2 separate regions of the Homo sapiens genome follow, and region 1 is linked to region 2. A link is a loop called in an ENCODE intact Hi-C map of the cell type or tissue named here. Cell type or tissue: OCI-LY7. All regions are shown on one strand. Each heading gives the region's core, and the rest is flanking DNA. Links, peaks and the distances in the headings are about the cores only. Region 1 overlaps IFNGR2 (interferon gamma receptor 2). Region 2 has its middle 20 kb from the start of IFNGR2.

Evidence for each region. Peaks named below come from ENCODE experiments on the same cell type or tissue, not always from the same donor. Only the 100,000 strongest peaks of a DNase experiment are listed, where the experiment ranks them.
Region 1: a loop joins it to region 2, with 4 times the contacts of the local background. A loop is called at or near these places in 23 of 110 quality-filtered maps.

What each region holds. Positions count from the first base shown.
Region 1 is chr21:33,433,533-33,436,032 of GRCh38, reverse strand. The region is part of intron 6 of IFNGR2 (interferon gamma receptor 2); the gene reads right to left. It also overlaps a transcript of TMEM50B not described here. Among named protein-coding and RNA genes, the nearest start is that of IFNGR2, 31 kb to the right of the region's middle. In OCI-LY7, for the core only: no CTCF peak of the experiment used is centred there; a DNase peak (open chromatin) is centred at 1,052; H3K27ac peaks cover 1,184 bases.
Region 2 is chr21:33,380,035-33,386,940 of GRCh38, reverse strand. No RefSeq gene overlaps it. Among named protein-coding and RNA genes, the nearest start is that of IFNGR2, 20 kb to the left of the region's middle. RefSeq lists a silencer at 693-898 and enhancers at 3,464-3,758, 3,576-3,935, 6,378-6,537, 5,700-6,899. In OCI-LY7, for the core only: no CTCF peak of the experiment used is centred there; DNase peaks (open chromatin) are centred at 2,910, 3,220 and 3,540; H3K4me3 peaks cover 1,789 bases; H3K27ac peaks cover 2,500 bases.

The DNA.
Region 1 (2,500 bases), core at 1-2,500, 51 kb before region 2:
CTGGAGTGCAGTGGCGCGATCTCGGCTCACTGCAACTTCCGCCTCCTGGGTTCAAGCAATTCTCCTGCCTCAGCTTCCCAACCAAGTAGCTAGGATTGCAGGCGTGCACCACCACGGCTGGCTAATTTTTTTTTTTTTTTTTTTTTTTTTGAGACGGAGTCTTGCTCTGTTGCCAGGCTGGAGTGCAGTGGCGTGGATCTCAGCTCACTGCAGCCTCCGCCTCCTGGGTTCAAGTGATTCTCCTGCCTCAGCCTCCCAAGTAGCTGGGACTACAGGCGCATGCCACCATGCCTGGGTAATTTTTGTATTTTTAGTAGAGACAGGGTTTCACCCTGTTGGCCAGGATGGTCTCGATCTCCTGACTTCATGATCCACCCACCTCGGCCTCTCAAAGTGCTGGGATTACAGGCATGAGCCACCTCACCCAGCCAACAACTTCTAATAGTTGAATACTCCTTACCCCTCATCTCAGTAATCACTTTAATACTCATCCCAGGGCTGACCATGTTAATATGCTGAGAGTTTAAAAGGGCAAAACTCAGGAAAAGCAAGTTTTGTTTTTTTCTTCTGATTTTCTGATTGGAAGAAAAGCAAGTTCTTCCTTGCAACCCTCAGTGTAGGCCTGTGGGTTATTAATCTTAAGACGTCTCTAAAATTGTAACCTTTCAGTGAAGGAGGGACTGGGGGCTCTTGTTCAGCTGTGATGGGGAAAAAGAGGGCAAGTTCACAAGCATTGGTCTCAGGCACTCCTCCACCCCTCCCCTTGCACCAGCGCACAGCAAGCAGAGAATCTGGGAGCGAGGGCCTTAGGCCTTAACATATAAAGGGGTGTTTCCCAGCGATTAATTTCCCTTTTGCTCCCGCAGGCTTTAGGCTTAGCCATAGATTCACCAAGTTACCAAGAATCTAGTGTCTAGCTCTTGGAAATGCTGAAAGATACTGGAAGACAATAAGCTTGTAGCTGACTGACTGAAAGAGGAACAAAACCAAAACATGTACCCTTGTGAAACCCCAGAATTATAAGTGAAACATGATTCACTGTTCCCATGTAACTCAGAGACCTTTGGCGGATGTTCTTTATGCTTTCCTAGAAAAGTGAACTGACAGGCCTGTGTTTTCTGTTCATGTCTCAGAGGAATGACTCATAGTATATTCATGTACTGGGGCTCAGCTGGTAGTTCTACCAGGAGAGAGAGAGATTATTACTGCAAGTAAGATTCTGAGACCTGTTAGGAGCTGTGATTTTGTGACAATATTAACCAGGGAGGTTCTAGTAGGGAATCTGTATACTGCCTGTGTACCTACAATACATCATGGCAGATGAAGGAACAAGTGACTAGGGTTCTTTCTGAAAGTGCTGCTATGTTTCTGCAGACTTGGACCTTATCTAACCTCTGTTCATCCCACATGTAACTGAGTAACATTCTGCTTCCAACACCTTTACTCTAGGTTTACCCAAGAATAATGTGAAGCCTCCAGAAGCAAATGCTTTTTATTTATTTTATTTTTTTGAGATGGAGTCTTGCTCTGCCACCCAAGCTAAAGTGCTATGGTGCGATATTGGCTTACTGTAACTTCCACCTCCTGGGTTCAAGCAATTCTCCTGCCTCAGCCTCTCATGTAGCTGGGATTACAGGCGCCCACCACCACGCCCGGCTAATTTTTGTATTTTTGGTAGAGACAGGGTTTCACCATGTTGGCCAGGCTGGTCTCGAACTCCTGACCTCAGGTGATCTGCCCACCCTGGCCTCCCCAAGTCCTGGGATTACAGGTGTGGGTCACTGCGCCCGGCTGCAAATGCTTTTTAAATGTTCTTCTCTCAGCTCGCCTCTGATCCCCAAAATGTCCTGACCGTGTCCTCAGAAGGCCCAATGGCCTCACAGAGCCTCAGGGGGCTGGGGTTATGCAGGAAAATAAGACTTTCCACAAGACCCACGCTACTGTTCTTTCTCAAGTCCTTTCAAATATTAGCAATACCCACTGGGCAATGGGTACACGGGGCCTGGCACTCACAGCTCTGGGTGTTGACTCTGCCTTAGGGCCCTCCTAAGCACCCTGTGGGCCCCAAAGCTCAAGCTCCTGATCACTGTCTCCACCGCCTTCACGTCCTCCAGCCAGGCCACTTCCCTGGAGCATTCTCCAGACAGCAGAGGAGACCTGCTGCCTCGGAGAGGGGTCTACTGCAGCCAATCTCCAGGCCAGGCCACCTTTTTAGCCAACCCCATGCCATTAAAAAAAAAAAATTAAATTGTGGTAAAATACACATAACATAAAATGTACCATCATAACTCTTTTTAGGTGTACAGTTCGGTAGTGCCAAGCACATTCACATTGTGCAATCATGACCACCATCCATCTCCAGAACTCTGTACAGCCCCAGAACTGAAACTCTGGCCCCATTCAACACGAACTTCCCACTTCCCTCCCTCCACCACCGCAACCACCATTCTACTTCCTGTCTTTATGGATTTGATGACTCTGGGGACCTCATTTAAGTGGA
Region 2 (6,906 bases), core at 2,178-4,677:
TCAAACTAGATATAGTCCTTAATTCTTCCATTAAATGTGAAATGGATACACTTTCCCTAGAAAATTAGAAATGGTTTGATTACAGGGTGCTGCCCACAACATGCTGAGAGTGCTACCTAATATTACCTGCACCATATCGCTTTTCTAAAACGCCAAATTAGGCTAGGTGCTCACGCCTGTAATCCCAGCACTTTGGGAGGCCAAGGTGGGAGGGAGGATTTATTGAGGCCAGGAGTTTGAGACCAGCCTGGGCAATATAGTGAGATCCCCCCTCCCATCTTAAAAACAAACCAAAAAACCCAAATCATGAAACATTTCTGGCCCCTGAGGTTCCCAGATAAGGGGTTGTGGACAGGGGCTGATAACACACCCATCTAGTGAACAGCTGTACTTGAGATGTTATTTCGGGAAACGCTCTCAACCCACTTGTAAAGAAGAGAGCAGTATCCCCTTCTCACCTGGGAGGAAAACTGAAGCTCAGAGGCCTTCTGTTAGAGGCCAAATTGGAAACAACAGAACCCACCCTAGCTAGTTTAAGCAGAAAACAAATTAATGGAAGGTCACTGGTAGCAGAATCCTTGGAAGATCCAGGAAGCCGGTTTGGAGGCCCCAAGGCCAGGAAAGGTGCTCAGTTCTCCTTCAGGGGCCGCTAGTGAGCACATTCTTTCCCCACAACCTCACTGGTACCAAGGATATTAAACGGGGTAATATTTGTCCATGAAACTGCCCCCCACCCCCAGGATATCTCATTGTTGTTTGATTTGGATTTTTTGACCGTGGATGAGGTTGGCCATCCATTGTTGTTTGAGACAGAGTTTCACGCTGGAGCGCAATGGTGCAATCTCGGCTCACCGCAACCTCCGCCTCCCAGGTTCAAGCAATTCTCCTGCCTCAGCCTTCTGAGTAGCTGGGATTACGGGCATGCACCACCACGCCCGGCTAATTTTGTATTTTTTTTTTTTTAGTAGAGATGGGGTTTCTCCATGTTGAGGCTGGTCTCGAACTGCTGACCTCAGGTGATCTGCCTGCCTCGGCCTCCCAAAGTGCTGGGATTATAGGCGTGAGCCACTGTGCCCGGCTGGCCACCCATTGTTTAACAACACTTGAATCTCTTTTTCTATTATCACATCTTTTCTCCCCCACTCCATTTTTTTTTGTCTTGTTCTGTTGCCCAGTTTGGGGTGCAGCAGCATGATCATAGCTCACTGCAACCTCAACTTCCTAGGGTCAAGCCATCCTCCCACCTCAGGCTCCCAAGTAGCTGAGACTACAGGTAGGGGTCACCATGCCCAGCTAATTAAAAATATATATAGAGAGAGACGAGGGTCTCACTAAGTTACCCTGGCCGGTCTTAAACTCCTGGGCTCAAGCCATCCTCCCGCCTCAGCCTCCCAAATGCTGGAATTACAGGCATGAGCTACCAGTCTGGCTGTTGCCCTTTTTTGAGTGGGTTATTGTCTCTTCTAAAAATTGATTCGTGTATACGTGCTCCCTCCCTGGGCACTTAATGCTGGTGACCAGTCCCTACTCCAGGCACTCCACAGGGCAGGACTCACCTTCCAGAAAGCAGTTCCACTAACCTGGGGAGAGCCCAGATGGCAAAGGAAGGCGTGATTGCAGCCTGGGATGGCTGGAAGCACTCTTAGCTAAACCGGGCTTGGACTGCCTGACGCCATCTTCAGAGAGGCTTGGGAAGCTGGGCTCAGCCACGAGGCTGGCTTGGAACTAACGGGAAAAGGGTGGACAGATGAGATTTATCTTCTCAATCATGCCGTTTGGCTAACCTACACTCAATCCAGTCTAGGCAGCTTCGCGATCGGCTTGTAACTTGTATCTAACCCATTTAGTGAGAATAACCAGCTGGTTCACGTAATGCTTGCTGCTATGCGGTTTATGTGAGAAGACACTTTTACCAGTGGTTAAAGTCCTTCGAATTCTTCACTCTTGACAGAGAAGACAAAGGACCTGTGGTTATTATGTTATAACCACACAGTATCAAAGGTTACTTAGCTAAGTGTGAAAGTAACAGTAAGCGCCGCGAACATCAAGGAAACTCAGGAAACTCTTCCTCGAAGCCTTTTGATGACATTCAGCGCTGCATAAAAATCACAGATTCCTCTCAGCTCATATGCACAGGATGCCCAGAAATAAGACTCTGTGGAATGGATTTTCTTGGTACATTCTAAGGTTCATAGAAGAATAATTAGAAGTTCTCGATCAGTTATTTAAAGGGAAGAGAGCCTTTTACTGAGGTCCAGGGTGGTCTAGGTGCACCCTGTTTCTTTCTGGAAACAAATACATAGAAACAGCTCAACTGACTTCTCATTAATAACTGTTTATAGAGAATTGATGAGGCAGCCGGGCACGGTGGCTCACACTTGAAATCCCAGCACTTTGGGAGGCCAAAGTGGGAGGATCACTTGAGATCAGGGGTTTGAGATCAGGCTGGACAATATGGTGAAACCCTGTCTCTACTAAAAATACAAAAATTAGCCAGGTGTGGTGGCGCATGCTTGTAGTCACAACTACTTGAGAGGCTGAGGCAGGAGAATCACTTGAACCCAGGAGGCGGAGGTTGCAGTGAGCCAAGATTGCACCATTGCACTCCAGCCTGGGTGACAAGAGTGAAACTAGGTCTCAAAAACAAACAAACAAACCAACCAACAAACAAAAAACCCAAAAAACAAAACTAGGATGATAGGCTGGGCGTGATGGCTCAAGCCTGTAATCCCAGCACTTTGAGAAGCCGAGGAAGGAGGATTGCTTGAGGCCAGGAGTTTGAGACCAGTCTGGGCAATGTAGTAAGACCTCCCTCTCTAAAAAAAAAAAAAAAAAAAAAAAAAAAAAAAAAAAAAAAATTTAGCCATGCATGGTGGTGCACACCTGCAGTCCCAGCTACTCAGAAGGCTGAAGCATGTGAATCGCTTGAGCCCAGGAGGTGGAGGTTGCAGTGAGCCGAGATCATGCCACTGCACTCCAGCCGGGGTGACAGAGCAAGACTCTGTCTCGAAGAAAAAGAAAAAAAAATTGATGCTGAGTAAAAAAAGCCAGTCGCAAAGGACTACATATTGTATGGTTCCATTACTATGAATTGTTCAGTAAAGGCAAATCCATAGAGACAAAAGGTACATTGGTGGTTGTCAGAGGCTGGGGGCGGGGGTGAGGGAGTAGGGTGTGGCTGCTTGATGGGGACACAGTTTCCTTTTGGGGAAGTGAAAATATTTTGGAACGAGATACAGGTGGTGCTTGCACAACAGTGTGAATGTACCAAATGCCTCTGAATCGTACACTTTAAAATGGTTAATTTATGTTATGTGAATTTTACCTCAATCACTGAAAGAAAAAAAAACGCCAAAATGACATCCGGCCCTGCCCCCTTGCTCAATTCCGTGTCCTTCCCTTCATGGATTTGTTACTCGCTTGTCTTGCAGGCGAGGACAAGTCACGACTGCTGTTCAGTTTGCTGATCTCTGAAATGGCAACCCTGATGCTTGTAGACGGGTTAACCCCCTAGCAGGACACAGTGAGGGTTGGTTTCCTGTGTCCTCCTCGCAGTCTGGGTCACGTGGCGCTTCCTGTGGCTCACTGCCTCTGACTTTTCAATCAACTTTGTGGCTAAAGCACCATGCACTGTGCTTTGCATGGTCCGGACTGTCTGGTTTGTCAGCGACTCAGGGGCTTTTCCAGATGCGGGACTTTCAGTGCTGAAACTGGGAAAGCCCAGGGTAAACCAGGATGAGTCAGCGGCCCTGCCTCGTGCTCTGGATAAGTAAGGTGTGCAGAGGTCAAGGCTACAGCTCTCTCCCCAGAGGGGATCTTCCCTCACTTTCAGCACAGTCAGAGGAGGGGGCTCCCGTGTGCCAGGGGAGGAGGCTGGATCTGAAGGTGGGTGGAGCCGGGACAGTACTAGATTAGGGGCTGCCAGCAGTTTCTCCTTTTGTTTCGTTTGCTAGTTTTTGAGACAGCATCTTGCTCTGTTATCCAGGCTGGAGTGCAGTGGCACCATCACCGCTCACTGCAGCCTCAACCTTCCAGGCTTAAGTGATCCTCCCACCTCAGCCTCCTGACTAGCTGAGACTACAGGCACGCACCACCATGCCCAGCTAATCTTTTTGTATTTTTTTGGAAAGATAGGTTTGCCCAGGGTGGTCTCAAACTCCTGGGCTCAAGCGATCCGCCTGCCTCAGCCTCCCATAGTGCTGGGAATACAGGCATGAGCCATCACAGCTCGGCCTGATTTCTCCTTTTGGAGTGAAAACTGGAATTTTCTTTGAGGTCCTTTTTGAAGTCAAGGGCTAACGTCATGAGTGGCCTGTTAGGTGACATAGATGACCAACAACCAGTGATGACCAACAACCAGTGATGACCAACAACCTGAAAATGATGCTGATGGTGGTGGTGGGAGCTTGGCAGGATGGTTTTGGCTGGATAAGGGCCTGGGCTTAGTAGCATTTGTGGGTGAAATTAGGGCATGCCTCAACTTGGGTTATGTAAAGGGATCAGCAAATCTACCGAGATGCCACGGAGACTCTGAGAAGAGCGACTGGGCCTCTCTGCTCTTTCCTTCTTCCCTTCTTTTCTTTTCCTTTCTTTTCTTTTCCTTTCTTCTTTTTCTGTTCTTTACTTTTCTTTTTCCTTCCTTCCTTCCTTCCTTCCTCCCTCCCTTTCTTCTTTTCTTTCTTTCTTTTTTTTTTTTGAGACAGGGTCTCTGCCGCCCAGGCAGGAGTGTAGTAGCACAATCTCGGCTCACTGCAACCTCCACCTCCCAGGTTCAAGCAATTCTCCTGCCTCAGCCTCCCGAGTAGCTGGGATTACAGGTGCCCGCCACCATGCTCGGCTAATTTTTTTGTATTTTTAGTAGAGACAGAGTTTCACCATGTTGGGCAGGCTGGTCTTGAACTCCTGACCTCAGGTGATCCACTCACCTCAGCCTCCCAAAGTGCTGGGATTACAGACATGAGCCACCACACCTGGCCTCTGCTCTTTCTTTGAAGTTCAATGTCACTGGAGGACATCTGATGGATTGAGGGGTGAGGAGAGCTTGGCTGAGGCTGATATAGGAAAGAACAGTAGGGGCCCAGGATCCCCCCAAGGCTGGATGTCTGGAGGGGTAGGACCAAGGGGAGCCTGAACAGTGGACCTGGAGCAGAAGTCACTTGGGAAGACCGTCATCTGGGGCAACCTGTGAGGGACATAGCCCTGCCAATGCGTGATGAGGTGCCTTCCAGAAAGTGGCTGCTTGTGATTCGAAAGTGGGCCCCTAGACTGGGAGTGGTGGCTCACGCCTGTAATCCCAGCACCCAGCAGTTTGGGAGGTCGAGGGCAGTGGATCACTTGAGCCCAGGAGTTTGAGACCAGCCTGGGCAATGTGGAAACCCCCATCTTTACAAAAAAAAAAAAGAAAAAAAAATTAGCTGGATGTGGTGGCTCATGCCTGTAGTCCCAGCTACTCAGGAGGCTAAAGTGGGAGGATTGCTTGAGCCCAGGAGGGTGAGGCTGCAGTGAGCTGTGATTGTGCCACTGCACTCCAGCCTGGGCGACAGAGTGAGACCATGTTAAAAAAAAAGACAAAAGAAAAAGAAAGTGGGCCCCTAAAACACTGCTCATAATCGCCCCCAAAAGTGTCAACAAGCCAAATGTCCATCAACTTATAACTAGATACATAGCATACGATGTATCCAAATGGTGGAAATTATTTGGCAATAAAGAAAAGAAGCACTGATACACGCTTCGACATGGACCAACCTCAAAAATGTGATGCTGAGTGAAAAAAGCCAGTCATAAAGGTCATGTATTGTATGATCCTCTTTATGTAAAATTTCCAAAATGGGTGCATTCATAGAGACAGAAAGTACATTAATGGATGCCAGGGGCTGGCAGGAGGGGAGACGAGGAGTGACTTTTAACGGGTACGGGACATCCAGCTCACAGATGCTCTGCATAATTAGAGGTCACACATTCCTCCAGCATCCTCCGGGGTCTTGCCATTTAATCTCTGTGGCCCCATCATCCATGGGTTTTGTTTATGCTTTAAGACCAGCTCTGTGTGGAGGAGTCTCTGAAGCATGGGGGCAAGGCAGGAAGAAATCGGGCCAACCCAGCCAGAGGGAGGACCAACCCCGAAGTGTCCCCTTTGACCAAATGTGGATTTCCGGGAGCACAGACCTGGCTGCTGCCCCAGGCGTTGGCTTCCTGTCTTGCCAAGCCTCTGCCATCCTGTTGTGTGAGTCAGAGCGAGTCACAGCGGAGGGCGTGGGAGGCCTGAAGATAGCCCAGCCAGTGTTCTCAGCTCGGCTGCATGTTAGAGACACCACGCATGTTTAAAGACTAGTGTGGTGGAGAGTAAAACTTTCTACTCTCTGAAGGTTTGATAATTGAGTCTATGAAGTAAACTGACAGTGGACAGATGACAGTCTCTCCACTAAAACCATTTTAATTATGTGTATACGCATGGAAGTCCCACCAAATCTGAGGCTCAAAAAGTCCAGATGATTGAGGTTTATACAGTATTCTGTTTGGGTTTTTTGTTTTGTTTTGTTTCAGAATCTTGCTCTGTCACCCAGGGTGGAGTGTGGTGGTGTGATCTCGGCTCCTCACTGCAACCCGTGACTCCCAGGTTCAAGTGATTCTCCTGTCTCAGCCTCCTGAGTAGCTGGGATTACAGGCATGTGCCACTACACCTGGCTAATTGTTTTTTGTATTTTTAGTAGAGACAGGGTTTCACCATATTTGCCAGGCTGGTCTCAAACTCCTGACCTCAAGTGATCCAGCTGCCTCTGCCCCACAAAGTGCTGGGATTACAGGTGTGACCACCATGTCAGGCCTTATACAGCATTCTGCTCTACAGAAAGGAGTAGAGGCTTGAGGCTTCCGGGGATTAAGCAACAGCAAGTCATGGCAGGGAAA